Regions from separate parts of the Homo sapiens genome. Here region 2 is linked to region 1. Evidence: read pairs that join two places in POLR2A ChIA-PET (ENCODE). Cell type or tissue: B cell. All regions are shown on one strand.

The links. Peaks named below come from ENCODE experiments on the same cell type or tissue, not always from the same donor. Only the 100,000 strongest peaks of a DNase experiment are listed, where the experiment ranks them.
Region 2: POLR2A ChIA-PET joins it to region 1 with 5 read pairs; 4 of 35 experiments call an interaction of 5 or more read pairs at or near these places.

Annotation. Positions count from the first base shown.
Region 1 is chr18:59,943,649-59,946,148 of GRCh38, forward strand. The region is part of intron 2 of LOC105372151 (a long non-coding RNA gene); the gene reads left to right. Among named protein-coding and RNA genes, the nearest start is that of PMAIP1, 45 kb to the left of the region's middle. In B cell, no CTCF peak of the experiment used is centred here; no DNase peak of the experiment used is centred here.
Region 2 is chr18:59,861,151-59,863,650 of GRCh38, forward strand. No RefSeq gene overlaps it. Among named protein-coding and RNA genes, the nearest start is that of PMAIP1, 38 kb to the right of the region's middle. In B cell, no CTCF peak of the experiment used is centred here; a DNase peak (open chromatin) is centred at 1,241; H3K4me3 peaks cover 411 bases.

The sequences.
Region 1 (2,500 bases):
TCAGCCCCCATTCATTTTTTGCTCTAATAAATGGACTATATTGTTTTATAAATTTTCTTTTGAGTGTTAATATAAGAAGGAAGTTATTGCAGCCCTCTTTACACAGAGACCTAACGGAATAAAGGACTTGACCAACATCACAGTTTTCCTATCAGTGGGTAGGTTTTCTAGCTGGATTAATGCCAGCTCTTCCTCCTTTTTTTTTTTTTTTTTGAGACAGGGTCTCACTCTTTCACCCAGGCTGGAGTGCAAATGGTACAATCTTGGCTCACTGCAACGTCTGCCTCCCAGGTTCAAGTGATTCTCCTGCCTCAGCCTCCTGAGTAGCTGGGACTACAGGTGTGTGCCACCATGCCTGGCTAATTTTTGTATGTTTTTGTAGAGACAGGGTTTTACCATGTTGGCCAGGCTGGCCTTAAACCTCTGATCTCAAGTGATCTGCCTGCCCGCCTTGGCCTCCCAAAGTGTTGGGATTACAGGCGTGAGCCACCACACCTGACCCTTCCTCCTGTTCTTAGCTCAAATCTCATCCAAAGGAAATTGGCACTCTCCATTTCCTTTTATATTAAGAATGAGTTTCATGTTCATAAGTATATACTCTGAAATAGTAAACCAATATTCTCTTTGAAATGGGTCCCCTTGATGTCAACACAGGGATATAAGGTAGAATGGCAAGACAAGGCCCTGTACTTAAACTGCTCTGCAGCCAAAATGGAAACTAAAGACCATTGGTTTGGTCAGGCCATTAACCTACATAATCATAAAAGCAGAGATCCTTGTCCATTGGTGATATCTACCCTAAAGCACAGTGAAATTTAGTCTAACACCTAATTTAATGTTTTGATTTTCCTATTCTGTAGTCTGATCTTGTAGACATTGAATTGGTGCTGTTTTACCCTGGTGAACACAAGATTTGAAAAAGCCTCTGAAAGGCGAGGGAATTACATAAACTATGCTGCATAGTTAGATGGTCTGAAACTTTGCTCTGCCTATGAAGTAAACACCTTCATAGGTTGTCACGTTCTTGGACATGCAAATAGCTTCTGTGGAGATACATTAAATATACATTTCCAAACTTATCGGCCAGCTAACATAGGAAATATGTTAGATTTAAACACCAGGATTTTAGAATTTGTGTACTTTCTTTAATGGCGGCTCCAACTGGTTGTCAATCCAGAGAAAAAAAGAGAGCTGAGTTTTGGAAGCTACTCCTGTGTGGTATCTTTATTCTTTTATTTTATTTTGAGACAGTCTTGCTCTGTTGCCAAGGCTGGAGTACAGTGGCGTGATCTTGGCTCACTGCAACCTTCGCCTCTGGGGTTCAAGCTATTCTCCTGGCTCAGCCTCCCAAGTAGCTGGGATTACAGGTGTGTGTTATTATGCCTGGCTAATTTTTGTACTTTTAGTAGAGTCAGGGTTTTGCCATGTTGGCCAGGCTGGTATTGAACTCCTGAGCTCAAGTAATACACCCACCTTGGCCTCCCAAAGTGCTGGGATTATAGGTGTGAGCCACGGCGCCTGGCCTGGGGTTAGGTATCTTTAAATACTGGGCAATTTACTAGTGATTTTCTTGGAAAGCAGATGGCCTCTTTGGTCACCAATTCTGTAGGGTCTGTGAAAGAGGATACGGTGAGTAGTTAAAATATAAGCATAAAGAAAAAAGTAAGACAAACAGCAGGGGACAGACTTCTGGGTTATAGAACACCACCCAACATTTCACTGTCTTAGCTTCATGTTTTCTCTACAAAGTATCTCATTACATCTGTTTGGGAAGTTTTCTTCCCTAACCTCCATAGAAAACAAATTATTTTGTTAGAACTGGAGGGTGGTATCTGTGATTTCAAGATGGTTCTTCGCCATTTTAATCTCTCTTTATCTCAGGTTAGACTTTTGTTTGCAATTGTGATTTTCAAAGAAAAGGTCCTTGTCAAATGTTTCAAGTAGAACACAGCAACACACATTTATTTGCACCCCAACTTGTCAACAAAGCGTGGGGACAGGCATGAAGGAGAGATGCCATTGCCTGCCAGTGTTTAACTTCATTGCTGCCCAACTCAGAACTCATCTGACTAAAAACACTTCTTAACCCCAATGTTTTTCTGTCATTTTAGGATTTCACTGTGGCACAAAATGTTCCTGCGGTCCAAAATTGAGAAGGGAATTGAAACAAGGGAAATTTTACTGTTATGAAATATAATAAATAGTGCTTGCTTTACTGTATGATTTTTATGCTTCCTAATTATATGGACTCTATACAGTTTGTATAGTCACAATGACAAGAATTATTTTATCTTCCCTTTCTTTGGCCCAGCTTTTTGGGCCACTCTGTGACTAGCAATGAGCATTAAGTGGTTAGTAAGGAAGCAGGTGCCCAGATATTGGCTCCAGTTTTCACAGTATCCACCAGTGACTGTGGACAATTTGGGTAAGTCATTCTCCACAAAGAACATGGTTTATTTGTATTTTTATGGATTTGAGCTATGTAGTTAATAAGGCTATG
Region 2 (2,500 bases), 82 kb before region 1:
TCCTAGAAAGAGAGAGTTTTCCTGGATTAAATTATCTACTCTGTTTCAGGAGTGAATCACCCCAGGGTTAGGGATTTGAGGCTGAAGAGAGATAGCAGCTGAACATTTCTGGACTCTGGCAGAGACGGGTAGAAATGAGGTCATTCTAGATTCGAGATTATTTTAGATCTTTCTAGGGGCAGAGCTAAGAGACCAACACTCTTCTCAGGGATTCACTGAGGGAAGACCGAGGCCAGCCATGGGGTCTGATCAAAAGTTCCTTACAGGCCGGGCGCAGTGGCTCACACCTGTAATCCCAGCACTTTGGGAGGCCGAGGCAGGCAGATCACGAGGTCAGGAGTTCAAGACCATCCTGGCTAACACGGTGAAACCCCCTCTCTACCAAAAATACAAAAAAAAAAAAATTAGCCGGGCGCGGTGGCGGGTGCCTGTAGTCCCAGCCACTCGGGAGGCTGAGGCAGGAGAATGGCGTGAACCGGGGAGGCGGAGCTTGCAGTGAGCCGAGATCGTGCCACTGCACTCCAGCCTGGGTGACAGAGCGAGACTCTGTCTCAAAAAAAAAAAATTCCTTACAGTTCTGCGGACTTCTGTTAGCAGCTGAGAGACTAAGGCAGAATTAGGGGGAACAACTGCTATCTCAGACAATTTCCATATACCCTTCCTTTACCTGTCTCAGAAGGACTAACTTTGAATTTCAGTTTGGAAATGCATGATTTTTCCCCTAACTTGACATCAATACTTGATTGTTTCAATTGCTTTTTAGAATTCCAAGGCAGGAGGCAGGCGGGGTGGGCAGCCAGCAGCCTTGTGGGTCACTGGCCTTCAACATGGTGTCAAGGGTCCAATGTCCAGGCTAAGGGGAGATGGCCAACCAAGGACTTTGCTGTCACCCTGTAGGGCTGTGCAGGGACTTTAAGGACAAGAAATTCACCCTCCTCTCCTGAACTTTCCAGCACTGGCTGTTTTACTAGGTCATGCATTGAACTGAGTTTTCCTGACTGCAACCTCATCTTGTGCATCTCTAGCAACTTCGGAAAGGTGGTGTAATGTAAGGAAAGCTCCAAGGGCTTTGGAGACAAACCTGCCTTAACAGGTTAGACAAACCTAACCCCAAGGGCTTAGGAGACAAACCTCACAGCCATGTGCCCCTGCCACTCACAGTTATGTGGTTTTAGGCAAATTGCCTAATTTCTTTTTCTTTTCCTTTCTTTTTTTTTTTTTTTGAGACGGAGTTCTGCTCTGTCGCCCAGGCTAGAGTGCAGTGGCGTGAACTTGGCTCACTGCAAGCTCCGCCTATAAAGTGGTTGGTAAATAGGTTTCCAGGTCCCGCTCAAGCAGAGCCAAGGTCCTAAAGAGGCAGTCATTAGTGAAACAAAAAGAGGGGCCTGGTTATCTTGGAGACCCCACAGACATCTGGCAGAAGTAGTCAAGAAGAAGGTGGGACTTCTCCAGTCCCTGGGGCACATTCAGACTTCTCCAGTGTAATTAGCCTCAGGACCAGGCCTTTCTGGCTGTAATCACAGTGCTTATTGGTGGCTGTGTTTATGTCTCCCCAGACGGTAGACACAAACTTTCATTTGGCAAAAGGCAACCATTACCCCTAAATATACTAGTAAGAGTCTCCTCTTTGCATTGAGAAAGGAGGCATCCCCCACTTAAGCACTCCCTTCCCAGTATCAAAAGGAAAGGGGTCAACAAGTGGTACTCTCCTTTAAAAAGTTTCAGACCTGGACCGGGGCAGTGGTTTAGGTCTCTAATCCCAGCACTTTGGGAGGCTCAGGCAGGAGGATCCCTTGAGCCCAGGAGTTAGAGACCAGCCTTGGTAACAGCAAGATCCCATCTCTACAAAAAATAAAAATTAAGGCCAGGTGTAGTGGCTCATGTCTGTAATACCAGCATTTTGGGAGGCCAAGGCAGATGGATCACTTGAGGTCAGGAGTTCGAGACCAGCCTGGCCAACATGGTGAAACCCCGTCTCTACTAAAAATACAAAAATTAGCCGGGCATGGTAGCACCCACCTGTAGTCCCAGCTACTCCAGAGGCTGAGCCAGGAGAATTGGTTGAACCCAGGAGGTGGAGATTGCAGTGGGCCAGGATTGTGCCAGTGTACTCCAGCATGGGTGACAGAGTGAGACCGTCTCAAAAAAAAAAAAAAAAAAAACCAATCTGGGTGTGGTGGTGTGTGCCTGTAGTCTCTCAGCTACTCAGGAGGCTGAGGTGGGAGGATTGCTCGAGCTGGGAGGTTGAGGCTGCCATGAGCTATGATCACACCACTGCACTCCAGCCTGAGTGACAGAGTGAGACCCTGCCCTCCACCCCCACCCTCCCCCAAAAAAAACCCAAAACCAAAAACCAAAAACCAGAACAACATAAACCTTTCAGACCCACAGAGGATTTTTAGAACAGTGAATATACTGTGTATACTATAATGGTGGATATATGCCATGATACATTTGTTCAAACCGATAGAATACACAACACTAAGAGTGAACCCTCATG